Linked DNA regions of Homo sapiens: region 1 is linked to region 2. A link is a loop called in an ENCODE intact Hi-C map of the cell type or tissue named here. Cell type or tissue: sigmoid colon. All regions are shown on one strand. Links, peaks and the distances in the headings refer to the core of each region. The heading gives the core; the rest is flanking DNA. Region 1 has its middle 31 kb from the start of LINC00954. Region 2 has its middle 100 kb from the start of LINC00954.

Region 1 (16,585 bases), core at 6,868-11,867, 73 kb before region 2:
AGGAAATATGGCCTCTCATCAGCTCATAGAAAAGAATATTCTTATGAAGATCCTTTGGTGGAAAATACATTTTGGTGCTAGATTCCAGTGGGTTTATGCTTTTGCTGTCTTTCAGTGTGTGTAGCAAGAGCCTGTGCACAGATTCAACATCTAATTTACAAGGAGTTTGGAAGTCCAAGATGTTCTAGCTGTAGGCAGAGACTGAGCTCTCTGGATGTGCCTCTCCAGCATGCGGGGACCATTGCCTCTGTGTGTGTATGTGTGTGTGTGTGTGTGTGTGTGTGTGTGAGCACATGTGTGCCTGTGTGGGGAGATGACACCCATAGGGGGCTGGTTGTGTGTGGTCCTGCCCATATTCTTATCTATACCCTTGGGCACACATGTGTCCATCACACCTGGGTCCAGTGCCAAGACTTCCGTTCGGACTTTGGAGCCATGTGTGACCACATCTGTGCCATGTGTGATCCTCAGTAGAGCTTTCTTCTGGTTCAGTGGGGAGATTGTAACCCAGCAGGAACAGCGCCCTGGGGGTGGCTGCACAAGTGCTTCTGCTCTGGGGCCTCCCTCCTGGCCCCCTGCCAGCCCCAGTATGGAGGGGAAGGGGCTTTGAAAAGCTTCTCGCCTGTTAGCTGTCCAATATGCTTGAAAGGATACCAGCCTAATGAGTGAAGTTTTAGTAAATCAAGACCATGTGGTCAGCTCCCCCTTGAGATGCTCCTAGTTTAAGAAATTGGTGGGTGGGAAACATTTTTGGCAATCACCCCTGAAGCTTCTCTTATATCCTCTTTCTTTTTGCTCTTCAACCCCCAAATCCGAAAGAATCATATGGTTTATTTTTAAAACAGAAACAGCCCTGGATTGCCCGGTCTCCAGGGGCAAGAACATCTCTTCCCATCATTCAGGTCTAACCTGGGGACAGAAGGCAGCCCTGGTGTGAGGGACAGAGGCTTGGGGTCAGGGGTGGTGGAAGACGGGGCATCTTTTGTGCTCATAGTGGGCCAGATGACATGGGGAATCCCAGCGTTTGCCTGCAATGCCTTGGAAAGAGCAAGCTGGAGCCCAGAGAGGTGTGGGAATTGGCTCAAGGTCATCCAAGGAGGCAGCACCAGGGTTGGCTCCTTCGCCCATGCCTCCTGCTTCCAATTTGGGGTTCTTTCTATTGAGAAGTCTCAGATTTGAACGTTGGGGTGGGGTTTGAAGAAGAAAAATCTTAGAGAAAGAAGAGGAAAGACTTTAGATTATAGAAATGAGCAAGGGAATTCCGGGATGATGGGAGAGAGGAAAGTATGAAGGAGCAGGGGAATAAGCTCATCAAGAGTGAGAGAATTGTGTGATCAGAGCCCACAGGGCATGGCTGCAATGCAGTGAGTCAGGAGTGTTTGGATCAAGCCTGCCCCACATTGTAATTCCATAGAATGGCTGTTTCTGAGGGTAGGAAGCCTGCAGGGGTCTAAGGCCAGTGTTCCATGGCAGTTTATATTGCAGGGAGCCTTGGGGGCTGGCACTCAGGTTGGGGGAAATTGGTGTTGTCAGACAGATCTTGCCTTTGCTCCCCATCCAGGAATACACTTGAACTTGACTGTGGATTGGGCAGAACTGGCAGTGTGAACTTTCACACATTCCTGACCCTTGCTAAACTGTTCATGGCTCTCCAGCAAAGGCATGGGTGAGCAGGGGGAGCACCCTGGTCCCCTGGGCTTGAGTCTGAGCCCCACTACCTTCTCACCCAGTGACCACTGGCACATGTGTTCCCTCCCCCAGGCCTTCCTGTCCTCATCAGTGGGTGGTCTCAGCACTTCTTGCCCTTCTACCCATGGCGGGCCCCCTTGTTTGTGTGTTTAGCTCGCTCTTCTCTGTTCTTCTGGCAATAGTGCTCCCTTCTTCTCCATGGATGGCCTCTCCTCCATGTGAATTGAGTGCTCCTCATGGAGGCTGCCAGCTGTACTCACTCTCCTCCCAGCCCTGCTCATGATCAGAATGAGGTCAGTGGTCTCATCCCACTCCTCTGGCCACAGTCATTTTATAAGAGAATGTCAGGAAAGAACATGACCAAAATTGTTCCTGAACATATAAGACACCCACTGGTGAAATCTTCACTAAGAAATAAGAGAGAGAGACTTGGAGGGGTGCTGAGTCCATGTGCAGTGCATGGAAGCTAAGAGCCTCCATTGTGCTGTTGTTAATGTGACCAGATGTCAACCCATGGGCTGGTGGGGACTGAGAGGGTATTGAAATACAATAGGGTTGCATCTACTTGGTAACTTTTGCTCTCCAGGGAGAGAAATCCCAGCACAAACCAGGGTAAGCAAAAAGAGAACTTATCAACTCACTTCTCTTAAAAGGCAGAGGTTGGGCTGGTTTCAGGTGGCACTTCACTCAGTCAATGTCACCAGGGTCTAGCCTCTCTCTCGTCTCTCCCTCTTCCTCACCTTCAACTCCACTTCCTCTGGATTGACTCCATTTGGAGGCCAGATCCGTCTCTCAGGGTACTAAATGGCAGCCTTAGCTCCCAACCTGATATTCCCTCAGATTCAAGTCCAGCAGGAAATATTAATAGCAGCGGTCTCTTTCCCAGAAAATTCTGCCAGTGTCTCATTGCCTCTCATTATTTCTGACTGAGTCCCAAATTAATTGTTGTGACTGGGGAGCTGTGATAATCTAGTTGGTTTTTAGGCTTACATTATAGGCTCCAGCCCTAATTATGGTGAGAAGCTCCACCAAAACCTAGGATCTAAGAGTGGAGGAGAGAATACATTTATCAGCAGAAGGGTGAGTAGATCCTCAGAGGCAAAGGCCACAGGAGTCTCTCTCAGAGACCTTTAGCACTCAGCAAGCTGCCCACACCTCAGAGCCACTTTCACATTCTCTGTTCATCGTCATGGACACTGTAACTGCTATGAGGTGATTCAACACTTGGTTCCAGTGGGAAAAGGAATGACCATTAAAGAATGCCAAAAACTATTGCTGGAGATAGATGTATAGAGAAACTGGGTGGGTTAAGAAAATGAGCGTTTGAAGTTTTGGACAAATTAGAAGAAGGAATGTTGAATTCAGCAGGGACTCACTCCAATGGTGTAAATGAATTTACCAGGAGTTCTATAAGAAAACACCAGGCATCTCCTGAAACCATTTTAACAGCTTCTCTAATGGTTCAAAATGGCTCCCCAAATGAGAGAAAACTAATGGAAGTTGGAAAAACAGTTACCTGTGATTCAAGAGAAAGCCTGGATCTGGTACAAACATTTGAATTTCCTTGACTCTATAGTTCATAGACATCTAAGAGTGCATCGCTTATGGAAGTTAAGGGCCCACCCTTCTTTCTGCCTTTTCTGCTGCAGAAGCAGTCTTGGTATCACACAGGAACGTAGGAGACTGTGATTTTTGCATGTCCAGCACCTCGTTTTTCTACTTCAACAAGCAGCACCCCAGCTCTCCTTTGGGCGAAATCCCCTTCCCCCATGCTCATTTCATGCAGTTCAGGTGGGACCAGCAACCGACCCCCACCCACCTGTAAGCTGCTCCAGAGTGAACGTGTGACCCAGGGCTGGCCGATCTGCTTATTCCATCTCCCTGGTCACAGTAATTGGTTCAAGAATGGGCAGATGGCTCAAGTCAGTGAATCAGAATCAATCATGGAACTTCTATTGGAGCTATGAGGAAAGGGCCATGAGGGTGCTAAGCTGGTAGGATGTTCACTGAGAGCCACTGGTGGAAGCATTGCTACTTCAGACAGAGCCTGAGAATGAAGGCGACACAGAGACAAGCAGCGCCAAAGTTTGGTGAGAGATACGGTCCTGTCCACAGCTTCTGAGGGCCTGAATCAGCCATGCCTGAATTTAGACCTATCCCTAGAATTTTCAGATACAGTGAGTTCTGTGTGTGGGTTTCTCCTTCTCCTCCCTTTCCCCTCCCCTCCCCTCCCTCCTTCCCTTCCTTTCCTTTCCCTTCCCTTTCCTTCCCTTCCCTTCCCTTCCTTCTTTTTCCTCTTACCCACTCTTATTCTTCTTTCCTTCCCTCCTTTTTCCTCTTCTTCTCCCTTTTTTTCTTCTTCCTCCTCCTCCTTCAGCCAGTTTGATTCATTCATTTAATAGATATTCACTGAGTGACCATTATGTGTACCCTTCAGTGTTTTTTCCAGACCATCAAATGTGACTTGGAAGTAATACAACATTTGTTATTTATGAAGACTTTTTTCATCCATTCGCTCATTATACCCCTCCTAGCAAACTGATAAAGTGTGTTACTTAGAACTCTGGCTACAAGTGACAGAGATCCAGAACCCCTGTCTTGGGCTGGAGGGAGAGACAGTCACCATACCATTCCCTGGTATGGTTCCCATTCCCCTCCTTACACTATCTGTCTCCCCAGGAGTCTCTGCATCCCTTCACTCCTAAAAAGCTTCCGTGTATACCAGCTCATTTAAACAGATTCCAAGAGCAATGACCAGACTTCTACTCATGTGGCCAGAAAGACTGTGAATTCCAGCTTGGCTTTAGTTGGGTCACCCTATGATGTTATGCTGTTATTTGATGCAATGACAGTGCACCACCACTCCCCTTGGCCCTGTCCATTTTGTGCACCGCTGTCTTGGGTATGCTCTTGCTTCCAATCCCCAGCACTTGGAGCCTGCAGCTCTTCTTTGAAGGACTTCCCTCATACCCTTGGGCTACTGGTGCTGCTTTACTTTGCATAGAAGCCAGAAATGAGTGGGCAGTTACCTCTCCCCTGGACCAGTGACTGTGAGGGGAGGGGTTATGAAAGCCTTTGCTGAAGGTTTGTCAATCCTGAGGAGTCTTACAGCAGGATCGGACTCAGAGTGTCCTCTGTGGGTCTCTGCCTACGATCAAACTCACTTTCTTTCTTTCCTTCTCTGTTCTTACCAGTTTCTCCCAGTTAGACTTCCTTAAGAAATCACTTGAATGCAAACTCTCATTTCAGGGCCTATTTTGGGGAATCTGACCCAAGAACCCAGGCTTTCTCCAGCTCTGTGGGACAAGGAGAATGCTTGCTTCTCTAAGTGTGGTCTGTGATGGTCTACAGATTTCACAGACAAGCCACAATCTGTTCTTTGTCATCTAGCCCCTGTTCTGGCTTGACCTAGGGGAGGTCAAGCAGTTAGCAGGGGAATCTGGTCTGGACTGTGCCATGTCAGGGACCTAAACTTGTGATCTCTCTGCCACTTCAGTTGTTTGTTCTACCTTCTGTTAGGCTGATCCAGCATCTTTGGCCACAACAAGATCCACCTGGCTCCTGTGACTACATCTGTGTTTCTGTCTGTGCCACCTGATTGATTAGAGGAGTCCCTTGGTCACCATGGGGGGTAGGGGGGAGGCTTCATGTCCCTTTAGAACTGGCTAGGCCAGTCTGTCTTCTGGACTGGGCTATGCCTTTTGATTTAGTCCCAACACTGAGCAAAGTAGACCCCAGTTAGGGTCAGCAGCTGTAGTTTTGTAAGATTTCTGCAACAATATGGCTTTAGATTATTTTGAACTAAGGAAGCTGTAATGGCCCATTCCTTTCCATAAGGCCTCCTGGAGCAGCTCTTATGGGCTTGCTGGTAGAAGGCAAAATCCCTTGAATGGACCTGGATTCTTGTATTGTCTCAACCACGACTTCTCTGAGGGGGTTTTGAAAGGCCCCTTCTTGGGGCCTCAGTTTCCTCCTCTGTAAAATGGGAGGGTCAGACTTGATGTTTTTAGAACATCTTTCCAGTATAGGCAGCCTGTCTCTGGCTAAGGAAAGTCTGCTGAATGTGAAGGATCTTCTAAGTATAGAACCTTGGCATTCAGAGGTATACATGGTGGACCCAGAGGAAGGGGTCCCTGAGTTGGCAATTGATAAGGCAGCTGTGGCATGAGTTTTGTCAAGAAGGAGAAACTCTGCTCTAGTAGGGGGAGTGAGGAATGCAGATAAATGGACTGGGAATTTTGAAGCCACAAATTAGTGTTGAAAGAAGCATCAGATTCAAACTTGGGGGCGCAGGGGAGGCTTCCTGGAGGAAACAATGGTTCCATTTAAAGTGATCAAAGTTCATTAAGCTGGATCTTGGAGTGAGTTATGGGTAGTGAAAAGTGACGATTATCAGAGGAGAGGATGTAGAAGCAAGCAAGAACCAGATCATGCTGGGCTTTGTAAAAATCATCTTACAAAAAATTTTGGGCTTTATGCTAAGAGCATTGTTTTAAACAGTAGAATGACATGATCTAGTTGGTGTTTCAGGAAGATTGCTCTGGCTGTGGTGTAGAGAATCGACTGGAGGGGCCACACCAGAGGCAGGGAGGCCACATGGGAGGATGTGGCTGAGATGAGCAGGATGAAGGCAGCATGAGCTGGGGTAAGGGTGGTGTGGGTGGAGAGAAGGGGGCGGATGCTAGACAGCTAGGAGGGACCACGGAGGGAGTTGCTTTCAGTTTTTGATTGGATTGCGGGGGTGAAGGGAAAGAATGAGTTAAAGATGACTACCCAGAATCAGATTCGGGCAACCGGGTAGACAGAGGCACCAATTACTGAGATCCGAATCATTGCATCAGGAGCACGCTAGAGACTTGGGGATGTGATGGGTATCTGGAAATCTCAGGTGGGACATCTGAGTGAAGAGCTGGATAGCTGGTCTTCTATTTGAGGAGAGATCTTAACAGGAGATATTGACTTGAGAATTATCAACATATAAGTTAATTTCAGCCATGGAGTAGGTGGTATAGATCAGAGAGGGGGGTTCTGATAAGAAGAAGAAAGTCTTAAGACACCCTTAATCATCTCAAGGCCACAGCACTTAAGAGCTTGGCAGAGGATAAACAGGTCACAATGGAGAATGAGAAGGAGCACTTGAAAAGGTGGAAAATGAAAACAAATAGGAAAAGAAAAAGATAAAATGAAAAAGAAAAAAATTTGAAAAGGAGGAAAATGAGAAGATGATGGTGTCATAGAAATAAATGTTCCTAAGTGTTTTGAGAAGAAAGGAGTGGTTGATTATGTCAGTTGTGGATGGAGTCTCAGAAGTGCCAATATCATTTAGCAATTGATAAGAATATTTTCAAGGAAGTGGTGGTGGCAGAAGTTAAGTTGGATGGCCTAAGGAGTAGATGGGAATTGGGAAGTGAAGATAACCATTTTAGGAAGTCTGACTAAGTAGCCATGAGCAATCCCTATCATGAAGATTGTGGTCTTGAAAACTTGTTTTCCATTAAAACAAATCAAGGCTTCTAGGAGAAATGGCTAATTCTGGGTCTGGAACAGTAAACATGAGATAAATCTGGAATGTCTTGTCATACCAGATAGTAAGGAAGCTGTCGAAGACCAAGGGGTCTGTGTTAAAGGGGCCAGGAGCCAATTTGAAGAGGCTTCTACTGGCAAAACATAGGAATCCATGAGTTTACAATAATACTTAAAAAAAAAAAAAACCCAAAACTACTTGGCCACATTGGAAGGATAAGAAACAAATTGATTATCTTGACAACTGGATAAAGATAAGGAAAGAACCAAGCATTTATTCTGCCTTTTCTATACCAACTGTGTACCACCATGTAACCAAATTATGAGAGAGGAGGCATCTTTTCTAGAAATATTCAAGCTAGAAAAGAACATAACAGGATTAGGAGGCATTGAACATTCTTGGGTACAAACATGGCACAAAGTCAACCAGACATTAAATGCTTCCTGATGAAAGAAACACCATCACCTATAGTCTTGCTAAATGGATCAAATCTGAGTCTGATCAAGCCACTAGACTCAGCTACCAATTTACAGGAACACAGAAGAACACGAGTGCAACATGAATGTTCAATCAACCAAATCCAGAGACCATGAGAAACCCTACAGGTCACCAATTTACAGGAACACAGAAGAACACGAGTGCAACATGAGTGTTCAATCAGCCAAATCCAGAGACCATGAGAAACCCTACAGTTCACATGATGGTTCTTTTACCAATACACTGTTAAAAAAAAGGGATCATGAAGAAACATGTAGATAATAAATACTTACAGGATATATCAAATAAGCAATGGGCAAGAGTAAACTGTAGTGCCTATGGATGCACTTTTGGTGGTGTAGCTACAAAAACACACAAGAAAGTGACCACTCTGAACATCGGAAGAGTGGTTCCTTCTTGGGGAAGGCGAAGTTATGATTGGAATGGAGCACCAGGGGCTTCTAACTGGAAAAATGCAATTTTTTGAACACGTTGACAAGGTTGTTCATTCAGCTATACATTTCTACTGGTTTTCTGTATCTGTGTTTTATTCTAGAATAAAAAATGTTAACAATGTCTGGCTATGAACTGAAGAAATGAGTTTGAGGAGGTTTGGGGTGGAATCTGGGGAAGAGGAAGGCTGCTTTGTTTTTGTTTGCTTAAAGTCGGGGCAGACTGGAGCACGTTTAAGCATTGATGGCAAAGAGCCAATACCAAGACAGAGGAGCTAGAGACAGCCCATGATCAAGAGATGAGACACTGAAGGTGAAAGTGATAGGAGAAAGAACACAAGGAAGGATTAGCCTCAGGCAAAAAAATAAAAAAGAAACTTTCTCCACTTTTAGCAGAAGTGAGAAAGGAAGGGGGCAGAGGGGACAACTGGTAGGCTTGCTGGTAAGCTGCTGACAAGTGTCTCATCCAGTGGCTGCCATCATTTCTGTAAAGTGGGGATGAGTTTGTCTCCTGGGACTGAGAGCTGAAAGAGCGTGGGGACAGAGTCAAGGATTTGAGAGTGGAGAACATTTGCACTAGCTCCTCGGGAAAATGAAAGCAGTGTGGAATAAGCTGGTGACCAGGCATTTGTAGTGACTCCAAACCTAGGGGTGAGTTAATTTCTTCAGTAGGATTTAGCCACCTGATTTAGGCATATGGAACTGGAGAGTCCAAATGATCCTGGGTTGCAGTTTTGTGAGATGGTTGCAGAGGGACATCAAGGGGACAAGGGTTTGATCTGAGAATATTGATGAGAAGGATTAAGTTGCATTATGTGTGGGCTATTTAAGAGTATATGGGTCTGATTTAACTTCAATATTTAATCTTTTAATCAGAAGAAAACCCTGGAATCTCGGGTGGGTGGGGCAAAAAGTAAAGACTTAGAAGGAAGGAAGGGAGAGAGGGAGAAAGAAAGAAATCAGGGCTGGTGGTGCCTGTGAGGTGGAAGAATTCACAAAGGAGGAGCATATTTATATAGTGAGAATGCATTCAGGTGAGTGAGCTGGAGGGATGAGAGGCTGTGGTTGGAAACTAGGGTGACTGAATTTAAGATTTTGGATGTAGAAAAGTACAGATAAAGACAAAGCCTAGGGTGTAACAACAGGAATGACAGTTACAGTGAGGAGGAGGTGGAGATCGCTGCTGATGAGAGGCTAAAAGAAGTAGAAGAAGCCCGGTGCTGTCTAGGTCATTCTTGGAACTGTTGAGGTCACCCAGGGACTTTGGTTGGTAGAGATAATTGTTAGCCAGATCCTGGAGTTTTTAATGAATGAAGAGAATGTCCAGGAGGTTGGCAGACAGCAGTGATATGGAATGGTCGTGGGTAGTATTTCTTGACAGTATGAGCCTCTAAAGAGCCAGGATTTGCACGAACAGGGTGAAGAAGTGTAGGTCTGGAAGAGCATGAGAGGTCAGAGAAGGTCTGCTTCCCCCTCTTGACCTTTGCCAGCTTCCTCTTGAGGAGGCAGCAGGTGAAGCAGTGTTCTTGGGGGTGGGGAACCATGTGCTGCATGACCGTTCCCAGGTGGCCATGGCCTTGAGACTAGACACACTTTTTGGATAGCAAGGCTAGCCAAGTGTGGTCAGCCCTTTGAACATCTGCCGAGGATACACTGTTCCCAGCACCTGCCTGACATCTCCTCTATGCTCGTGCCGATGGCCAGGCCTCCAGAAGTCCCTGTACAATGTTACTACATGTTTGATGTCCCTGAAAGAAGAGGGAACACATAATCATGATTTTAAAATAAACAGCAGAAGACAAAGTATTTTGGTTCTTGGCTCTACCCTATGCTGGTGAAGTCATCTTTTCGAGTGGGCTCTGGCCACTGTGTACTTGGAGGCCTTTGAGGTTTGGCAATGATTGGGCTTTTTTGGCAGAGGACTGGGCCTGTTCACAGATGACAGCCTCCATTTACCATAGTCAAAACTAGGCTCGGGCAAGACTGCAAGCTGGCAGAGGCCCACCCTGGGCTTATCCCTTGCTGGTCTGTCTGTCTCCGTCTTCCTGTGTTTTCTGTCTTTTTGGGATGGCACACAGCAACTCCATTGTTAACCAGAGAGACCCTTCAATGGGCTTGTCATCCAACACAGGCCAGACTTATGCTGGTGCTTGGTGGTTCTTAAGGATTATTCATACAAATGCAAAAAGGCAGAGGGCTAAATTCCAGTGCTAAAGCTAAAGCTTTGAATGTACATCAGCTTAAAAAGGCAGGAACCTTGGAAGGGAGATGATCATACAGACGGCTCCCATCATGCTTTAGTGAGAGTTTTGGGAGCCAAAGGGAAGAGGCTGAGAAGGAGAAAAGTATAGAGACCAGAGGTACCATGCCACCAGAACATGTATAACCACCATCTTTACTCTCCCCAGAGCTTAGATTACTGCTCCTGGAGGGAAGGTTGCATTATGCGTGGGCTATTTAGGAGTATATGGGTCTGATTTAACTTCAATATTTAATCTTTTAATCAGAAGAAAATCTCCTGCAGGTTCCTAATATGTAAGTTGTATTTAATAAAGCTGAAAAGCATCTGCCCTGTAAAAATACTATTAATATTTAAAGCCAAATGAGAAACTGGGAAAGATATTTGCATGATTTATGGCAGAGTTAATCAGCCCAATATACACAAGGCGATTACAAAGCAAAAGGAGAAAGAACAACCCACATAGACTAATGGAAAATTAAATAGGTAATTTACAAAAGAGGAAGTGAAGTGGTCAGGAACATGTAAAAAAGATGTTCAACATCACTAATGATGAAAAATGCTAATTAAACATGAAATATCATATTTTGCCTAATGGCGAAGGTAAACAGATTGGGTAAAAAAAAAAAAAAAATCAGTATTAGCTAAGGTCTTGAGAAGTGCTTATTTAATGGCAGTGTAAATTAGTTCAACCTATTTGTAAGGCAGTATGACAAGTACCAAAATATAAATGCCCATATCCTTTGACCCAGCAACCTGCTTTGAAAAAGTTACCCTAAAAAGGAAACTCTTCCAGTGGGGAAATTTATATGAGAATGTACTAGAATATTTATGAATTTCTGATTAATGAAAAACTGGAAAAAAACCCTAAATGTTTAAACAAGGGGGCTAGTTAAATTATAGCTCATACGACAGAGGAAAACTATGCATTCATCAAAAAATGATAAAGTATCTTCAAATCCATTGGGAGATAAAGAGATAGTCATTATTGTTTTTGAGTGGGGAAAACCCCAGACCTACTTAGATTATGTAACCACATTCTAGGTGGACCTTGCCTCACTGTGGGTATATCCATTGGCTTATAACAACCATGCTAGGATGTCAGGGTCCAGGTGAGCAGCCAGTTAGTCGAATTTTTAGGAAGATTAGTGTCTTCTCAGAACTCCAGAAAGAAAGGGGAAGCTGGAAGGTGTTGAACTCCAGTGCACCTGTAGCAGATGAAGTTCTGACCCAGGTGAGTGGTGATATGGTTTGAATTTGTGTCCCTGCCCAAAGTCCCCAGTGTTGGAGGAGGGGACTGGTGGGAGGTGACTGGATCATGGGGGCAGACATCCCCTTGCTGTTCTCATAATAGTGAATGAGTTCACTATTATGACCTCGTTGTTTAAAAGTGTGTAGCACCTCCCCCTTCTCTCTCTTCCTCCTTCTTGGGCCACGTAAGACATGCTTGCTTCCCCTTTGCCTTCCACCGTGATTGTAAGTATCCTGACACCTTCCCAGCCATGCTTCCTGCACAGCCTGTGGAACTGTGAGCAAACTAAACCTCTTCTTTATAAATTACCCAGTCTCAGGTAGTTCTTTATAGCAATGTGAGAATGGACTCATACAAGTGGGATTAGAAAGCTCTGGTCCTTGGCCTAGTACATCTATTGTGGGAGCAAGCACCAAGTGTGTATCCTGTGTCCTAGCTTGGTGACTTTGGAAATATGACTGTTTTCAACACCTTAGGGTCAATTTTTGAAAAATCTCTCTCCTACTGTGAATATATCCCTGCCTTAGGGGCACTAAGCACAGATGGGGCTAAGAGCACAGTCTCTGGAGCCAAGCTACCAAGGTCCTCATGCTGGCTTTGTCACTTACTATTCATGGGGACTTGGATAGGTTATTTCACCTTCCTTTACCTGGGCTTATTCTCCTCTAAAATGGGAGGAGAGCAAAATAGTCCACGTCTTGTAGGGATTGAATGAGTTAATATATGTAAAGCACTAAGAACAGTGGCTGGCACATCTTAAGTGCTGTATTAAATGTTTCTATTATTACTTTTTGCCATTTTAAAAATCTTTCTTTTTTTAATTAATTTATTTTTTTATTATTATACTTTAAGTTTTAGGGTACATGTGCACATTGTGCAGGTTAGTTACATATGTGTACATGTGCCATGCTGGTGCGCTGCACCCACTAACTCGTCATCTAGCATTAGGTATATCTCCCAATGCTATCCCTCCCCCCTCCCCCTACCCCACGACAGTCCCCAGAGTGTGATATTCCCCTTCCTGTGTCCATGTGATCCCATTGTTCAATTCCCACCTATGAGTGAGAATATGCGGTGTTTGGTTTTTTGTTCTTGTGATAGTTTACTGAGAATGATGATTTCCAATTTCATCCATGTCCCTACAACGGACATGAACTCATCATTTTTTATGGCTGCATAGTATTCCATGGTGTATATGTGCCACATTTTCTTAAACCAGTCTATCATTGTTGGACATTTGGGTTGGTTCCAAGTCTTTGCTATTGTGAATAATGCCGCAATAAACATACGTGTGCATGTGTCTTTATAGCAGCATGATTTATAGTCCTTTGGGTATATACCCAATAATGGGATGGCTGGGTCAAATGGTATTTCCAGTTCTAGATCCCTGAGGAATCGCCACACTGACTTCCACAATGGTTGAACTAGTTTACAGTCCCCCCAACAGTGTAAAAGTGTTCCTATTTCTCCACATCCTCTCCAGCACCTGTTGTTTCCTGACTTTTTAATGATTGCCATTCTAACTGGTGTGAGATGGTATCTCATTGTGGTTTTGATTTGCATTTCTCTGATGGCCAGTGATGGTGAGCATTTTTTCATGTGTTTTTTGGCTGCATAAATGTCTTCTTTTGAGAAGTGTCTGTTCATGTCCTTCGCCCACTTTTTGATGGGGTTGTTTGTTTTTTTCTTGTAAATTTGTTTGAGTTCATTGTAGATTCTAGATATCAGCCCTTTGTCAGATGAGTAGGTTGCGAAAATTTTCTCCCATTTTGTAGGTTGCCTGTTCACTCTGATGGCTATCTATGACAAACCCACAGCCAATATCATACTGAATGGGCAAAAACTGGAAGCATTCCCTTTGAAAACTGGCACAAGACAGGGATGCCCTCTCTCACCACTCCTATTCAACATAGTGTTGGAAGTTCTGGCCAGGGCAATTAGGCAGGAGAAGGAAATAAAGGGTGTTCAATTAGGAAAAGAGGAAGTCAAATTGTCCCTGTTTGCAGACGACATGATTGTATATCTAGAAAACCCCATTGTCTCAGCCCAAAATATCCTTAAGCTGATAAGCAACTTCAGCAAAGTCTCAGGATACAAAATCAAGGTACAAAAATCACAAGCATTCTTATACACCAACAACAGACAAACAGAGAGCCAAATCATGAGTGAACTCCCATTCACAATTGCTTCAAACAGAATAAAATACCTAGGAATCCAACTTACAAGGGATGAGAAGGACCTCTTCAAGGAGAACTACAAACCACTGCTCAAGGAAATAAAAGAGGATACAAACAAATGGAAGAACATTCCATGCTCATGGGTAGGAAGAATCAATATCGTGAAAATGGCCATACTGCCCAAGGTAATTTACAGATTCAATGCCATCCCCATCAAGCTACCAATGCCTTTCTTCACAGAATTGGAAAAAACTACTTTAAAGTTCATATGGAACCAAAAAAGAGCCCGCATCGCCAAGTCAATCCTAAGCCAAAAGAACAAAGCTGGAGGCATCACACTACCTGACTTCAAACTATACTACAAGGCTACAGTAACCAAAACAGCATGGTACTGGTACCAAAACAGAGATATAGATCAATGGAACAGAACAGAGCCCTCAGAAATAACGCCGCATATCTACAACTATCTGATCTTTGACAAACCTGAGAAAAACAAGCAATGGGGAAAGGATTCCCTATTTAATAAATGGTGCTGGGAAAACTGGCTAGCCATATGTAGAAAGCTGAAACTGGATCCCTTCCTTAAAAATCTTTCTTTTAACTGACCATAAAACGCTTTTTTTTTTTTTGAGATGGGGTCTTGTTCTGACATCCAGGCTGCAGTGCAGTGGCGCCTTCTCGGCTCACTGCAATGTCCATCCCTCAGGTTCAACCATTCTCCTGCCTCAGCCTCCCCAGTATCTGGGATTAAATGTGTGCACTACCACGCCAGGCTGATTTTTTTGTATTTTTAGTGGGGACAGGGTTTCAGCATATTGGTCAGGCTGGCCTCAAACTCCTGACCTCAAGTGGTCCGCCTGCCTCAGCCTTCCAAACTGCTGAGATTACAGGAGTGAGCCACTGTACCCTGACAAAGCATTCCATTTTGGACAGTATATTTTTAAAGAAGGATTTGAATTATTTCTCTTTAAAGTGAAAACTATGTGCATTCTCTAATACTTTTCTACTTCTTCAACCCTGAATATTAAAAAAGAATAAGCTTTTAGAGTGTATAGACACTTTCTTTTCTGTGGGTCAGAGTTTAGCTTTCATTGTCATCCAGTTCTCATCCATCCTCTCACTGCCATCACATGCCAGCAGCATTTGATGCAGCTGATCACTGTCTCTTACTGAAAATCCTGTTCTTTACTTGGCTTCCAGGACAGCAGTCTCTCAGCTCTCATACTGATTGGTCTTATAGGATCTTGGCTGTCCCCTCTCATCTTTGGATTTTTAGGCATTGTAATGTTTGTCTTCTCAATCCAACCTAATTTCCTCAAGCATCTCACCTAGTCTCATCGTTCTAACACCCTCTGTAGGTAGGATGATCCTGTGTCCTGGTTTGCTTGGGAGAGTTCTGGTTTTTGCCCAATGCTGGGCATAATTGGCCCCACCTTTCAGTCTCAGCAAAAGTCCCAGTTTGAAAGCTAAGTTATATGATCACCCTATCGGTAGGCTGATGGCTCCTCAAATTTACCTTCCCAAAACCTGGTCCCCTGAACCCATACTTGCATATTCAGCTGTCTATGATCTCCACTTGAATCTCACAAGGGACAAGTCCAAAATGTACCTTTGGATTTTCTATTTCAAACATGCACTTCCTACATTTTTTTTTTTTTTTTTTTTGAGACAGAGTTTCGCTCTGTCACCCAGGTTAGAATGCAGTGGTGCGATCTCGGCTCACTGTAAGCTCCACCTCCCCGGTTCATGCCATTCTCCTGCCTCAGTCTCCCGAGTAGCTGGGACTACAGGCACTCGCCACTGCACCTGGCTGATTTTTTTGTATTTTTAGTAGGGATGGGGTTTCACCGTGTTAGCCAGGATGTTCTCGATCTCCTGACCTTGTGATCCACCCGCCTCGGCCTCCCAAAGTGCTGGGATTACAGGCGTGAGCCACTGTGCCCCGCCTACAGTTTTAAATGTACTTTTTTCTTCTGGCTGCTCAGGTAAACTCTTCAACTTTTTTTTTTTTTTTCTCAGACCCCATACTCCAAGTCTTATGGGCTGTGTCTTTGGTGTGTTTTTAGAACACAAAGAATACTTTTCCCCAGAGCTTCTGGGCCCCTCTAGTGCCATCACTGACCTCTCTCTTTAGGTGTTATGAAGCCTCTGTCTCCCACCCCATTCCTATCCTTGGTGCCCTAAACTTTATCCTCTTCATAGTAACAGAGAGATCTTTTTAAAATATCTAGGTCATGGCATGCTCCTGTGGTTTTGCATAATGCACACAGGTAAATCCCCAATCCTTGCATGACTGGGGTCCCTGAGACATTCCCCCTCTGCTGTCATTTACTCTTCCTCTTGCTCACCTCCCTGCACTCTGGCAACACTAGTCTTTACACTGTTTCTCAAACTGGCACACTCATGCCTCAGGACCCTGGTACCTGCTATTCCCTCTGTCTGTAATTCTCATCTCTGATTAACATACATAGCTCATTCTCTCATTTTCCTCAGGCTTCTGCTCAATGTTTTTTTTTTTTTTTTTCCCTTATCAATTAGGCTTTTGGCCAGGTGCAGTGGCTCACACCTGTAATCCCAGCACTTTGGGAGGCCAAGGCAGGAGGATCGCTTAAGCCCAGGAGTTCAGACCAGACCAGCCAGGGCATTACAGTGAGACTCTGCCTCTAAAAAAAAAATTAAAAAAATTAGCTGGCCATGGTGGCACATGCCTGTAGTCCTAGCTACTTGGGAGGCTGGGGTGGGAGGACTCCTTGAGCACAGGAGTTTGCAGCTGAA
Region 2 (16,585 bases), core at 7,019-12,018:
AATCAACTGTCTTTAGTAAATGCAAATGTGAAATGTAAATGTAAATCAACTGTCTAGCTCTTTATTATAGCTAACATTTTAATTTTTCATAGCAAGACTTTCTCAATGAACAAAGCATTATATTGATTTAGCTACTCCCACAAGTTTCTTACATCATTATAAACCAATAGTAGCAAGCAGTTCATGGGCTGGCTGCTTTGAACAAAATTGAGATAAACTATTTATTTATTTATTTTTGAGATAGAGTCTCTGTCTTCCAGGCTGGAGTACAGTGGCGCGATCTCGGCTCACTGCAACCCACACATCCCGGGTTCAATTGATTCTCATGCCTCAGCCTCCTAAGTAGCTGGGAATACAGGTGTATGCCATCATGTGCAGCTAAGTTTTGCATTTTTAGTAGACATGGGCTTTCGCCATGTTGCCCAGGCTAGTCTCGAACTCCTGGCCTCCAGTGATCTGCCTGCCTTGGCCTCCCAAACTGCTGGGATTACAGGCGTGAGCCACTGCACCTGGTTGAGATAAACTATTTAAACTTTTTAATTTTCACAGTATATGATGATTATAGACCCTCCTATCCTCCACTGCCACCCTCATAAGATGCATCACTATGCATTTTACATATTACATGGATTTGCATTTTCCCTTGGGGATTCGTCAAGTTCAAAGAGAAAAGTAGCTCCTTCAGTTATGCCCAGGAGAGAGAGAGAGACAAGAGCCAAAGATGCCAACAGGCCCATATATTTGTAGTCATCATTTTCCTGGATGACTAGACAAGTAGCCAGCCCCTTGAGAATGTGTCTTGGTCAGGGCAGTGGCTTCTCAGGTGAAGATGATATCTCTTGACTTTCTCAGGTAATGTGATCCATTTGGGATGTTAATACGGTGATGAACAATGCCAAGGCCACCCTCCAGCTGTTCTGCACTATGACTATGACTACGTCTTGCAGTGTCCTTTCTTCATATATTTGCTTATTCCACATTTTCTACCCGCAACACCTGGGTCTCTGCGATGTCACACATCATTCAAGCTCCACTGCAAGCTCCACTTCCTTTTTTGAAATAATTGATTGAGATAAAATTCACTCAATATAAAATTCCTCATTTTCAAGTGAGCAATTTTATGGCGTTGAGGACATTTATAACTTTGTCTACCTCTTTCTGGTCCCAAAACATTTATATTGCTCCAAAGCAAACCCCCTTATTCATTGTTGTGGGTTGAATTGCGTCCCCCCAGAATTCAGATGTTGAAGTCTCAACCCCCTGTAAATCAGAATGTGACCTTATTTGGAAATAGGGTCCTTTCAGATGTACTGAGTGAAAAAGAGGTCATTAGGATGGGCCTTAATCTAATGTGACTGGTGTCTTTATTCGAAGAGGAAAGCTGGATGCAGAGCCACGTACATAGGGAGAACAGCATGTGACAAGGCAGAGATCGAGGTGATACAACTGAAGGCAGGGACACCAAAGATTGTCAGCAAACCACCAGAAGCTGGGGAGAGGCATGGAACAGTTTATCCCTCACATCCCTCAGAAGGAACCAATCTTGCCGAGAACTCCATCTCAGACTTCTAGCTCCCAGAATTATAAGCCAATCAGTTCCTGCTGTGTAAGCTGCCCAGTTTGCAGGATTTTGTTATGGTAACCCTAGGAGATGAATATGCCCATTAAACAGTTTTTCCCATTCCCTCTGTGATGGTTAATTTTATGTGTCAACTTGGCTAAGCTATGGTACCTAGTCTTTGGTCAAACACCAGTTTAGATGTTGTTGTGAAGGTATTAGTTTAAGATCTGATGAACATTTAAATCAGTAGATTTTGAGTCAAGCAAATGGCCCTTTATAATGTGGGTGCGCATCATCCAATCAATCCAAGTAGAAGACCTTAACAGGAAAAAGACTGATGTACCCTGAGTGATATGGTTTGGTTCCTTGTCCCCATCCAAATCTCATCTCAAACTGTAATCTCCATAATCCCTGAGTGTCAAGGGAGAGACTTGGTAAGAGGTGACAGGATCATGAGAGTGGTTTCCCCCATGTTGTTCTTTTGATAGTGAGTGAGTTCTCACAAGAACTGATGGTTTTATAAGTGTTTGACAGTTCCTCCTTCTCACTCTCTCTCTTTCTGGCCACCTTGTGAAGAAGGTACTTGCTTTTCCTTTGCCTTCCACCATGATTGTGTTTCCTGAGGCCTCTCCTCAGCTATGTGGAACTGTGAGTCCGTAAAACCTTTTTTCTTTATAAATTACCCAGTCTCAGGAAAGTTCTTTACAGCTGTGTGAAAATGGACTAATACAACATGGAAGAGGAAATTCTGCCTCTGGACTGTCTTCAGATTGCAGTAACAACTTCTCACTGAATCACCAGCCTATCCTGCCCTGCAGATTCAGACTGGGGAGCACCAACAATCATGTGAGCCAATTTCTTAAAATAACTCTTGCTTCCCCCATATGTATACATATATATCTATATATATGTATAAAATAATTGGAGATACACACACACACACACACACACACACACACACACACACACACATACACACACACTGTTTCTCTGCAGAATCCAACTATTATACTCAATACCCCCAGCTCCTGGAAACCACCAATCCACCAATCTGTGTTGTGTCCTTATGGATTTATCTATTCTGGATATTTCACATTAATAGAGTCACACAATATGTGACTTTTCATGTCTGGTTTCTTTCACTTACCATAATGTTTTCTAGATTTGTCAGCATTATAGCATGTATCAGTACTTCATTTCTTTTTATGGCTGAATAATTGGTATATTCCATTGTAGGTATATGCCATAATTTCTTTATTCATTCCTCCATTGATGGACATTTAGGCTGTTTCCACCTTTTGGATGTGTGAATATGCTGCTATGAACATGTGTGTACATGTACTTATTTGAGCCCCTGTTTTTAATTCTTTTGGGTATACACCTAGGAATGGAATTGCAGTCATATGCCAATTCTATTTAACTTTTTGAGGAACTGTCAAACTGTTTTTTACAGCAGTTAAACTATTTTACATTCTCATCAGCAACATATGAGGGTTCCAATTTATCTACATCCTTGCAAATATGTTATTTTTCATCTTTTGATTATTGCCACCCAGTGGTTGGGAAGTAGTACCTCATCATGATTTTGGTTTGCATTTATCTAATGACTAAGATGTTGAACATCTTTTCATGTGTGTTTGGCCATTTGTATATCTTCTTTAGAGGAATGCCTATTCAAGTCCATTGCCCATTTTTATTTGAGTTGTTTGTCTTTTTGAGCCTTATCAGATACATGATTTGTAAATATATCCTCTTATTCTGTAGGTTTTTCTTTTACTTTCTTGATAATGTTCTTTTTTTGATCCACAACTTTTTTTTTTATTTTGACGAGGTCTAATGTATTTGTTTTTTCTTTTGTTGCTTATTCTTAGATATCTAAGCATAACTAAGAATCCATTGCCAAATCCACAGTCACGAAGATTTACCCCTATGTTTTCTTCAAAGAATTTTGTAGGTTTAGGTCTTATATATAAGTCATTGATCCACTTTGAGTTAATTTTTGTACGTGGTATAAGGTAGGGTCTAACGTGATTCATTTGCATGTGGATATTCAGTTGTTTCAGAGCCATTTGTTGGAGTGAGTATTCTTTCTCCATTGAATGGTCTTAAAACTGTTGTTAAAAATAAAAGTTAGTGATAGAATTATAGGGTTATTTCTGGATTCCCAATTCTATTCTGTAAGTCTATGTGTCTATCCTTATGCCAGTGCCACCCTGTCTTGATTACTATAGTTTTATAGTAAGTTTTGAAATAGGCAAGTGTCAGTCCTCCTACTGTCTTCTTTTTCAAGACAGTTTTGACTATTTGGAGCCCCTTGAAATTTCATATGAATTTAAGGATTGAATTTTCCATTATGCACAAAAGGCCATTGGAATTTTGATGGGGATTGTATTGAATATGTAGACTTCTTTGAGTAGTATTGACACTTTGACAGTATTACATCTTCTGAACCATGAGCACAGGATATCTTTCCATTTACTTAGGTCTCCTTTAATTTCTTACAGCAATGCTTTGTAGTTTTCTGTGTACAAGTCTTTTACCTCCTTTGTCAAGTTTGTTCCTAGGTATTCTATTCTTTTGGATACTATTATAAATGAATTATTTCCTTAATTTCCATTTCAGATTGTTCATTGCTGGTGTACAGAAACACAGTCAATTTTTGTGGGTTGATTTTGTCTCCTGCAACTTTACTGAATTTATATACTAGCTCTAATAGCTTTTTGTGAAATCTTTGGGATTTTTCTTTGCATGAGATCATATAATCTATGGAAAAAGAGAGTTTTATTTCTTTTATTCCAATTTGGATGCCTTTTATTCATTTTTTTCTTGCCTATTTTCTCTAGGTAGAAATTCCAGTATGATGTTGACTAGCAGTGGTGAAAGTGGGCATTCTTGTCTCATTCCTAAGACTGAAATTTTTCAGTCTTTCACCACTAAACATAATGTTAACAGTGAGTTTTTAATAAATGATATTTATTATGTTGGAGAAGTTCCCCTCTATTCTTAGCTTTCTGCATTTTTTTTAATAAGAAAAGGGTGTTGGATTTTGTCAAATGCCTTTTGTGCATCAATGGAGGCGACTGTGGTCTTATTCTTCCTTCTAATAATGTGGTGCCTTACATTTTCTAATTTTCTTATGTTGAGCCATTCCTTGCATTCCTGGGATAAATCCCACTTAGTCATGGTATTTACTCCTTTTTAATGTGCTGCTGTGTTCAATTTACTAGTGTGTTGTTGAATATTTTTCATCTGTATTCATAAGAGATATTGTTATGTGATTTTCTTTTCATGTGATGTCTATATCTGGCTTTGGTACCAGGGAAATGCTGGCCTCATAGAATTAGTTAGGTAGCATTCCTTCCTCTTCTATTTTTTGGAAGACTTCGAGAAGAATTGGTGTTAATTTCACTATAAATATTTGGTAAAATTCACCAGTGAAGTTATCCGGCCCAGGGATTTTCTTTGTTGGAAGGTTTTTGATTACTGATTCAATCTCTCTCTCTCTCTCTTTTTGAGATTTGTGTTTCTCTTCTTGATGTCTTGCCAACTTTATTCGTCAAAAGTAGATTGAGAAAGTGATAGTGGCCAGGCTTGGTGGCTCATGCCTGTAATCCCAGCACTTTGGGAGGCCAAGGTGGGTGGCCACCCTTTGCAGGGCAGCAGGTAGGATTGTGGTCCATGGCTCTCACCTCAGCACACATTGCAGTGAAGGATACAGTCTGGTGTGGGCTGGGCACTCAAAATGGTACCATGCTGCTGCTGCTTAAGATTTAGGGGTTTGTGTGATCCAATGTAAGCTCTCTTTCTGGAGAAATACCTCCTTGTAGTTTCCTGGGAGCTCTCTGTGTTGGTCTCAGGTTCTGCTAGGGTCAAAGAGCTCTCCCCTGGCTATGGACACCTGGGTGCGGGTTGAGGTGAGTGTCTCTCATTTACCGTTTTCCCACAATCAGAAGTCTCCCAGCTCCCAGCTGATCCTGGCCAAGCAGGTTGCCTCACTTTCCTCTCCTTCCTTGCTTTACATGTTTCCTGTCACTTCCCTGTTGTATTCCAGTGCCCTCTCTTGGGTGATCTATTCCAACTGTAATTGTCTACTCACTATTTCAGTTCTTCCTAGTGAAGGAAGTGAGTAAGAGATGCCTGTAATCAACCATCTTGAAAGCCCTCTCAATCTCTTGTTATAGGTCTGTTCAGATTTTCTGCTTTTTCTTGAGTGAGTTTTGGTAATTTGTGTATTTCTAGGAATTTGTCCACTTCATCCAGGTTATTTAATTTGTTGGCATACAATTGCTCATAGTATTCTTATAATCTTTTCTATTTTGTTAGGGTTGATGGCCATGTTCTTACTTTCATTTCTGATTTTATTTGCATCTTCTCTCTTTTTTTATTAGTCTATCTAAAGGTTTGTCAATTTTGTTGATCTTTTCAAAGAACCAACTTTTGCTTTTATTGATTCTCTCTATTTTTCTATTTATTTCTGCTCTGCTAATCCTTTGGCTAGCTATAGATTTGATTTGCTCATCTTTTTCTAGTTCCTTAAGGTGTAAAGTTAGCTTACTCATTTGAGATTTTTTTCTTTTCTAATATAGGTGTTATCAATTTTCTTCTGAGCACTGCCCCATTGTATCCCATGTTTTGATATGTTGTGCTTTCCCCCCGTTCATCTCTATGCATACTCTAATTTCCATTGGGATTTCTTCTTTGATCCATTGCTTGTTTAAAGATATATTGTTTCCATATTTTGGATATTGTCATTTGCCACAACATGGGTGGTCCTGGAGGACATTATGCTCAGTGAAATAAGCTATACACAGGAAGAAAAATATTGCATGATCCCCACTTATATGTGGACTCTAAAAAAAGTCAAATATATACATAGACTAAAACAGTGGTTATCAGGGTAAAGCAGGGAGTGGTGGGGGAAAGAAATGGGGAGATATAAGTCAAAGGATGTAGGATGAAGAAGCTGAAAAATTGAATGTGCAACATGAGGACTATGGTTGATAATACTGTATCGTATTTAGGGTTTTTGCTAAATGAGTAGATTACAGATGCTCTTGCCATAGAGAGGAAAATGGGTGACTGTAGGAGATGATGGACATATTAGTATGTTTCACTATAGCATCCATTTTACTATATATATATGCATCTTATAACATCATGTTGTATTATATATGCATAATACAATTCATTTTAAAAGGAGTATATTCTTTAATTTCCACATATTTGTGGACTTTCTAGATTTTATTCTCTTATTGATTTCTAGATTTATTCCTTTGTGGTAAGAAGAATCATCATTTGTATGATTTCAATATTTTTAAATTTATTGAGGCTCATTTTGTGGCCTAACATGAGTTCTATCCTTGAGAATGTTCCATGTGCATTTGAGAAGAATGTGCATTCATTCTGCTAATTTTGGGTGGAGTGTTCTGTATTAATGTTATATCTACCCAGCATCTTCATTAATCAATAGGATTGACTTCTAATGCCAAAATGGAAACTCTAAGCTGGTCTTTCCTACCTTAGAGTAAGAGCTCACCCTTTCTCACTACTATGTCCATTCGAGGCTCCAGTCTCAGCCTGGATTCCCACTCCTGAGCAACTGTGCTTTGAGAAACAGATCTTGGTGCTCTTACATATTGTTAAAGTTTCCTATTTTTATATTGATCCTTCTGTCTAGGTATTCTATCCATTACTGAAAATAAGGTATTGAAAATTATCTATTTTTATAGAACTGTTTATTTCACCTTTCAAATATGGGAGCTCTAATGTTTGGTGCATACATGTTTATAAGTGTTACTTTTTTTTTTTTTTTTTGAGACAAAGTCTTGCTGTGTTGCCCAGGCTGGAGTGCAGTAGTGCAATCTCAGGTCACCACAACCTCCGTCTCCCTGCTGGGATTACAGGCGTGAGCCATCATATTTTTTGATGAATTGACACTTAATATGTAATGTCCTTTTTTGTCTCTTGTCACAATTGGCCTTATAACTAGATTACCTTCCTGTTACCCTTAATAGAGTGCCAGTGACTTTAGAGATAGATCTAATACCCCCACTCCACCCCCAGGCCCTCCACTGGACACTGCTCATGGTATGCATCTAGAAATGTTGACCAGTTAACTGGACTCTTATGCTTAGTCATATCCCGTGGATCAGCCCCCACATGGCCTTGAGTGAGTTGCTGAGAGAGACAGCACAGCTGCCTATTCCTTTGACCAACCGCAACGCAGGTTTCCATTTACTTTGTGTTCATTTCGGTATGGATCCAGTTCCCTTGAAATGAAATGGGACTTGCAAGGAATTCTTTGTTCTTGCTTTGTAGAAAGAGGCAGAACAGAGAAGACATGTACTTCAGGGGAGTTTTGTGATACTTTTCTTGTCCCAGCTTCTTGTCCTATTCTGTTTCTCTGCAGTCTTTCTTTCCAGAGAAAGTTTGACTCAAAAGATGGTTGGATGTTGGGCTCTGGTTGAGCCTGAGGCTCTTGGCTTCCAGAGTGAGCCCAGCAGCCCTTGTGCTGGCTTGGTGTCTGTAATAGTAAGTTTGTTTAATGAACAAAAAACATAATGACTTTAATTAGGTTTTAGTGTAAATAATGAGCAAGATTACAGAGCAGGTTCTTTTGTCACTCTTATGGAATTTATGGTTGTTTGAAAAGTCAACACTGACTTCTAGCCACTTCTGTCCTCATTTCTTGGTCAACCCAGCATCTTCATTAATCAATAGGGTTGACTTTTGATGACTGAGTGGAAACTCTGAGCTGGACTTTCCTACTTTGGAGTAAGCCCACCCTTCCTCACCCCCATGTCCATCTGGGGCTCCAGTCTTAGCCTAGATGCCCACTCCTGAGGGGCTGTGCTTTGAGAAGATACTGGGCAGGGGTGAATAGAGGGCCAGCAATGTTGGAGGTAGTGGTCCATTCAATGAAAGACAGGCTGGGGAGTTCTGGCCTTCCACCCAGAGCCCGATTCCATCCTGTGCTGAATATCTACTATATTTCAGGTACTGTGCTGCTCACAAAATCCCCAAAGGCTAGAGGGGCTCATAGCAGGCCAGATCAAACCTGCTTCAGAGAAACTGAGAAGGACAAAGGCCAAAAACAAGCACTCATATAAGATCTGGCATATGCCAATAGCCTAAGGCCTCCCATAGGCCAAGACAGAGTCCACAGCCATTTGGGCAATGGGTGCAAAGTGGGCTTTGTGGGATGAGCTGGGGAGGAGCTGAAGTTGCTCTTTGGGTGATCAAGCCTTCTCTATACCCTAAAGGCTGAGATGCCAGTTTCCATGGTTTGTAAAGTTATTTTTTTTTCTAATCTGGTTCTCATTCCCTGTTGTCAGCATTTTATTTGCTAGCCTGGCATCTCCAGCTTCAAAGATACTACCCATGGACCAGTCTCCTATCCCAGGGACCAGCCCCCACATGGCTTAGAGATGCTGAGAAAGAGCACAGCTGCCCTATTTCTTTGACCAACCACAAAGCTGGTTTTCATTTACTGCCCTGAGAGAAACTTCCTGAAGACAGGGGCCTCTGTCTGTATCTGAACTTCTTGGGCAGTGAGTCCCTTTTTCCCTGACCACACCCTCCACTGTCCCTCATGAGAGACCTACCCACTTCCCTGAGCCCCTCCTGATGGTGCCCAATGCAGCTAGAGCTGGCCCAGCTTTCCCTGCCTGGGTCTCTACCAGGAGGTTGATGAGAGCTGTTCTGCCCATGGACTTGAGGGCCTCGTTTCCAGCTTCCAACACATGCTCTCTTTCCACTGGAGGAGAGGGCAGGTTCTGATAATCTTGTCCTCTCTTCCCAGGTGACTCAAGATTGGCCTCATGAGTAGGGCTCACCAGCCTCAGCTCTCTGGCACAGCCCCATGCTCACTGGAGCTGTGGTGTGGAGGGGCTTGAGTGTGCCTGATGGAGGGGCAGGCAGCACCCTAGTGTGTTCAGAGAGTAGCAGAAGCCTAGGCTGCTCTGGGCCCCACTGTGTGCTGCAGCCTGGTGGTCATAATGATTTCCCAGTTATTTATTGTCATAACATTAATCACTCTGAACTCACTTGGCATTAATGAGGACATAATGTGTACTTGGACAGGAATTTTTATTGTAGTGCAGCATTAACTAACTGGCCTATTATTTAAAGTGTTACCAGACCTGGTATGTACAAATGGTTTACTTTGCAGTCTCCAAGTGTTGAAACTTTGTATGGTTTGTGTCAAGAAAATAGGAATATGGAACACAAAGAAGGCAGGGGCTGAAGTAATGTGGGGCTGTCTTCTGGCTGTCAGGGATACAGAGTACACTCAAGAAGGGGGTGCCCACTGGTCAGCCTGGGCACCCACCTCTGCCCTGGGCCTCTGCTGGTCTAATTCGTATGTCTGGGCTGGATGCCGGATGTGAGAAGCTTGGGGTGGTATTGAGGTGCTTTCTGAGTTACCACCATGGGGACAAAGAGGAGCAGAATAACAGGATTTAGAATGTAAAAAGGCTGTAGCCTATGCTGAAGATCACGTGTTTTTCAGATTCTTCCTCGATTCTTCGTCAGTGGCAGCTGTAGCCCTTGTCCTCCTGCACCTGCCCATCTGTGGGTCTCCACTCTTCTCCACCATCAGCCTACCCTGTTGAGGCTTGGCCCTCACTGCCCACCCTTACTGAGCATCAGCTCTTGAGATGCTCTGAGCTTCCTGGCCTTTTCATGTGCTATTACCTTGTTTGGCTAATGTCTTTTCATCTTTTGAGATTTAACTCAGGCAACATACCCTTTATGAAGTTTCCTAGTTTCCCCCGCTCCAAAGGTTTATTTAGATGCCCTTTCTATGTGGACCCCTGTTAAGGGCCACACATGCACACATACTGGGGAAATGACTCAGATGAGTATGAGATAGTCCTTGCCAGTTTAGTGTGGAAGGCCAGCCAGCCACACACATCCACATCCACACACACACCCACACACACCTCAGTTAGCTAACAGGAATTTGGTGCATAAAATGCTTTAGAGATAAGGTGCTAAACTATGCAGTCCTTACAGCTAGAGAAGAGTAGACAAATGGACCACTAGGTTGATATTTAGAAAAGGGGAAAATTAGTCTGTACTGGACTTTGCAGAAGAGATAGGAAGTATGCACATCTGTGAGAACGTATTGAGGGGCATATTTGGCTTGGGGAGCAACTGAATGATAGCCCCATCCTGTCTCAATCTATCTGCTTTATGGTTTACAAAGTACTTCCATTTTATCTTCTTTGAACATCAAAACAACATGAGTAGATATGCAAAGAATACATTCGTCCCCATTTTTCAAATGAAAACACAACACAACATGAAACAAAAAAGGAGGCTCAGATAGGTTAACTAACTTAACCATGGCCCTCCCAGCTGACAGCCTGAAGCAGAGTGAGACTTCCTGCCATCATACAGGGATTGTTGGTGAATTACCAAGTTAAAGTTGATTTTTTTTTTTTTTTTTTTTTTTTTTTTTTTTTTTGTGATAGGGTCTTGTTCCACCACCCAGGCTGGAGTGCAGTGGGACAATCTCAGCTCACTGCAACCTCCACCTCCTGCGTTCAAGCATTTCTCCTGCCTCAGCCTCCCCAGTAGCTGGGATTACAGGTGCCTGCCACCATGCCCAGCTAATTTTTGTAATTTTAGTAGAGACGGGGTTTCACCATGTTGGCCAGGCTGGTCTTGAACTCCTGAGCTCAGGTGATCTGCCCGCCTCAGCCTCTCAAAATGTGTGAGCCACGGCGCCTGGCCAAAGTTGATTTTCGAATGCAAGAGTTATGCTTGCAGCTTTTACTCCACATTGACTTAAGCTGTGTTCTGAATGAAAAGAACATTGCATTGAGCTCAATGGTTCCATCGGAAGGTGAGAGATGAGAAGGAGTCAAATAATGTTAGTCGAAGTTGTCATTTGTGCCCATAGATGCTGACTGGTGAAATCCAGGAGGAGCTGAGGAATATACTGTCATTTGTGTACAGTGAGTAAACAGAGCCTCCTTTAGAAAAAAACAAGTTGCAGGTGACACATTTTTTTTTCTAAGAAGACACATAGCAGCCATTCAAATGCCAGCATTAAGGGATCAGGGAAAATTCACAGGAGTAGAAGATTGAATCATTGAGTGTGTATAGTGAGTGGTATAAAAGAAAATGAGGATTTTAAAGAAGAATTCACATGTAATAAGGTTTTCCATTTGCTGCATTGCATTCTCCAGTTCAAGTTAATCCATAGACTAACCATATATGGATAACCAAGGCTAATTAGAAGTAGTAGTCATGTGATCCAAGAACAAGTGTACTGGGAAGAGAAGGAAAGGAAGTACGAATGTGCAGAGCTACAATGGCAAATATGTCTTTGACTCAATGAACAACACTCATTGGTGATTTGTACCTACCCCACATCAGTTGCTGTATACATTTTTGAATGAATAAATGTGTAATGAATGTGTCTACAGCTCTGCTCTTGGACTATGACCTATGCTTCCACATTATAACATTATAACAAACACATGGCTTTGGTGTTTTCCTTTTGATTTTGACTGGCACTGTACCCAGTGGTCTCTTTATTACTTCCTGCTGCCCCTTAAGAGTCAAGGCATAAACCTTGTTTTTACCCCTAACTCAGCTGTGAGGCATTCCTAGAAGCCAGCTAAGCCTGGCAGGTGTGGAGTGGGGTGAGCTGAGGATGTGCCAGCCTGTCTTTGGGAAGATAGCTCGTGGATTGGCAGGAGGTACAGATGTAGTGTCAGACAGGTCTGTCTCAGTGGAAAAAGGACTCCTGGCAGTAATCAGGTCTCACAGAGAAACTTCCAGGGGCCTGAGAGAAGGCCAGAGCCTCATCAAAATTGTCACTCAGAAAGAGTAGGGCTTCAGTCCTTGTGGAGTCTTCTCAGCAAACCAAGCTTAAGATCTATGTTAGGGTAAGTAATGTTAGTGTTTGCATGGTTATAATGAACAAATCCCCAAATCTCAGTGGCTTAATGTAGCAGAAAGCTTATTTCCCACTCACGCGTAGTCCAATATGATGTTCCTGATGTCTTTCCAGGTGGCATTAGATATGTTCATTTAGGGACATTGGCTCCTTCCGTCTGTGGTTTTGCCTTACCCTGGGGCTGTGGATTGCTGTGCCAGGTTTCTGTGTCTGGCTGACAGATGGGGGAAAAGGAGAATGACACATGGAAGGTTTTAATGGACCAGACCTAGGAATGGAGCGCAGCACTTCTGCCCACAATCCATGGGCCAGCACTCAAAGACGTGGCCACGCCTCACTGCAGAGGAAGCTGGTGTATGGTCTGTGTGCCCAACAGGAAAAGAAAATGTATTTAATGAATCAGTCTCTGCCATGCCTTGCATAGACTGTAAATAGTCATAACTACCTACTATGTGCCAGGCATTATGCTGATCTCTGTATACAATTTATCTGTATCCTGATGGATATTTGAAATCATGGGCCCACCCAGACCCACAGGATACTGGGCTTAGGTTAGAATGACCTCTCCTTTTGATGGGGTATATGGGGTTTCATACACAGCCTATACAGCCTAATCTACTTCTTTTTTTCTTTTTTTTCTTTTTTTTGAGACAGTGTCTTACTCTGTGGCCAGGCTAGAGTGCCATGGCACCATCTTGGCTCACTGCAACCTCCACTTCCCAGGTTCAAGCGATTGTCCTGCTCAGCCTCCTGAGTAGCTGAGACTACAGGCACACACCACCACACCCAGCTAATTTTTGTATTTTTAGTAGAGGCGGGGTTTCACCGTGTTGGCCAGGCAGGTCTTGATCTCCTGACCTCATGATCTGCCCGCCTCAGCCTCCCAAAGTGCTGGGATTACAGGCATGAGCCACCACACCCGTCCCTAACCTGCTTCTTATTGGTTAGGGCCTAGGCTTGTCAACCTGAAGTTGGATGGTTTTTAGGGCTTTGAGTGCCTGTAGACTGATAGGAGCTGGATGGAGAACTGGGGGATCAGAGGGTCTAACATCATTGGCCTTGAACCATTGCTGCTGGTCCAGCTTCTCACCAAGCCCTTTCTCCAGGTTTAATGGTTCACCTGGGAATGTGGTATGTTTGGGATTTCATCATAAAGAGCCATTGGCCAGACTTTGGGTACCAGGTTATCACTGAGTGACACCCTCCGAGGTCTTTTTTTATTCACTGTCTTTCCTTTCTCTGCTCCTGTGTTCCTTTTTTCTCATTGTTTCTCCTAATTTCCTTTTATTTTCCTCCTAATTGTCATTGTGGACAGGTCTGCTGGTAAGTTGAAAGAGTTTATCCAAGCTGACATTCTGTTTATAATTCCTAATTTACATTCCAGCTTTAGCTTTTGTTTCTTGACTGTGGCCAGTGTGTTCTCTGTGTTTTCTTTTCGTCTCTTGACCGTGGCCAGTGTGTTCTCTGCGTGCTTGGCATTGGGTTGTGCAGAGTGAAGAAAGCAAAGGTCGGGCCTTCAATGGGTGACATGTTGATGAAACCCAGGTCTCAACATGACAGATATGTGGACACCACATAAGAGTGTTTACTTGTTTACTCATTACCTGCAAGTAGCAGCATCCTTATCATGTTCGTGGAAAACACCCAGGAGTTTGGGGCATGCAGGAGTAGGGAGCTGGGGGCTTTTTCCCCAGTTAGGCATGTACCTCCCCCTGTTAGGAGCAGCCCCTTCTTTATTGTTAATCATGCCTTTGTTTAAAATGCCTCCAAATTATGATGGGCTGGGGCCTGGAATGCACACAATAGCATTCTCTTCCTAGTTCTGTGCAACTTTGGGCAAGCCAGTATTTTTCTTTTGACCTCAAGTTCACCAACTGTATAGTAAAGAAATTGGAAAAGATGTTATTTGAAGTTTCTTTCAGCTCTGAAATCCAAGAATCTTAATTTTCTTTAATAATTTATGTAGCTCTCTTTTCACACAGGGAGGCAGTATGGTAAGATGGAAATGGTGTGTTTTCTAAGCCTCAGTTTTTTCACCCTTAAAATGGGGGTAAGATCTATTACTTTGTAGGAATTTGTGAAGATCAAATGAGACAATATATATGAGGTGTTTAACATGATCCCTGACTTGCGGGGGCTAATTCAAGACATGTCTGTTGCCCCTTTCACCCCAGAGTTAAGTATGGCCCATGGCTCTCTGGGACAGCTCAGCCAATCCTCCAAATAGACAGAGAAACCACATGTCACAGATGGTGAATCAGGCATGTGAGGCAGTGGCCCAAACTCAGGCACCTGGAGCCACCCACATTAAACCAAGCGTCCTGGGAAGACAAGAGGTGTTGTTTCTGGGGCTGGCACCTGGCTTTGCCCTTTGGAGCACAGGGAATAAAAACCCTATTAGGCCACAGAGAGGGCAGGCTCTCCATGTAGCAACACATGCAAATGTGTTTGTCATTAGGCTGTTCATGCCAATAATCCATATCTTTTCCTCTTTCCTTTGTTGTGTTTTTTTTTCTGATGGCCAGAGGCCATACAAAACACACTGTCTCATAAGCTTCAACGGCCCATTCTGCCTTCCCAAGCCGGAGTGGGGGCTACTCCCTAGGGTTCTGGCAGTTCCCGAGTCTTTGTGAAATTGAGCTGGGACTTGTGTGCTGGTCTCTTGGCCAGCAGTGTCATCCACTTATCCCTTCACCAAACACATAATGGCCTATGCACACTCCCAAATACCAGCACTAGACCCATGCAAGGAGGGTACCCAGAGTGCCGGCTGGGGAGGCCCTCAGATGCAGGATGCCCAGGCAGGCCATTGGTTTCCGAGGACAAATGAGTGGGATCCCTTCCACTTAGCCTGGCACTGACAGTCCTCCATGGGAGGCCCCATCTTCCTTCTCCTGCTTCTTCCCTGTAGTTCCCCTATCCAAAATATCTGATCCTCTGACCCCAAGCTTGCAACACCAATCTCCATGCCCGTAATGTAGATTCACTGGTACTTCACAAGTACCAACCAGTGCCTTTGCTGGGCATGCCACTAAGAAAGATGTCAATCATCTTCCCTATTCCTGCTCCACTTCCTCAAGGCTAGTCCTTGTGTCTGAGGCTCAGTCTGGCTGCACCTAAGCATTATTTTCCTGACTGTTCCAGTCCATGGTGACTTTCAGCCCTCTTCTGACCCCTGGTTACATTGCCTGCTCCATCACTTCCTCACAAGGCCACCTGAAAGTGTTATTCATTCATTTATGTACAAGCAACTGGTTTATTAAAGAATCTCTGCTTGATGAGGTTTACCATCATAATGATTTTTAATTTTTTTCCAATCATCACTTTCAGTGAAACCATCCCAAATCTCCTATTCATACTACCTAGTAGCTCCCTTAACAATATCTAGCCCAGATTCCATAATTTTTTAGTTACATTTGTTTACTAGAATTATCTTATTTGGTGATTTGACTTATTCCTAATAACTAATTAACCCATTTATTCTCCAATTTGATTCACAGCCCTTTTCTCTCCACCCACCAATGTCTAGCTTTGCTCTCTACTCTGGTGGCATTGAAAGAAAATGTGCTTTGTGTACGTGCATGTGTGAGCGTGCATGGTGGCATTTAGTCCCTCAGGTATGGTAGGGTGGAGTGAAGAGACCCTAAAGAGGGCAAGCATCCTCCTTCCCTGGATGAGGTTGTGGTCTTCTTCTAGGATGACTATAACTGCCCTTCTGTAGTTATAACTATAACTACAGTTTCCATGAGGAAGTGTGGTAGCTCCAGTGTGTCCTACTGACAAGGGCTCCTTCCCTTGAGACCCCACTGGTACTGGAGGTTCCTTGGAGATTGGGCCAGCCCTTCTGCCTGTTCCCATGTGGTGGTATCAGGCTACACCCCCTTTATTGTATGTCTTTCTGTCACCTGTACTGAGCAGTTCTCAAACTCATCTGCTCTCTACAGCCAAATGGCAAGCATCTTTTGTACCTCTTGGAACCTGAAAAGTCAGGAAGATAGTTCTAGTCCCTCTTTTCTCACATTTTCCCACCGCAGCAGTTCTCCCCAGGTTCCTTTCTCCTTGCTTAGGTAACAATGGGGCAGGTCAACAAACCTGATACTAAAGCAGATATC

The links. A loop is a pair of places that touch in the nucleus more often than their neighbours do. Peaks named below come from ENCODE experiments on the same cell type or tissue, not always from the same donor. Only the 100,000 strongest peaks of a DNase experiment are listed, where the experiment ranks them.
Region 1: it touches region 2 in a loop (2.2-fold over the local background); 1 of 110 quality-filtered maps calls a loop at or near these places.

What each region holds. Positions count from the first base shown.
Region 1 is chr2:19,829,403-19,845,987 of GRCh38, reverse strand. No RefSeq gene overlaps it. Among named protein-coding and RNA genes, the nearest start is that of LINC00954, 31 kb to the left of the region's middle. In sigmoid colon, for the core only: no CTCF peak of the experiment used is centred there; a DNase peak (open chromatin) is centred at 9,787.
Region 2 is chr2:19,756,238-19,772,822 of GRCh38, reverse strand. No RefSeq gene overlaps it. Among named protein-coding and RNA genes, the nearest start is that of LINC00954, 100 kb to the left of the region's middle. In sigmoid colon, for the core only: no CTCF peak of the experiment used is centred there; a DNase peak (open chromatin) is centred at 9,411.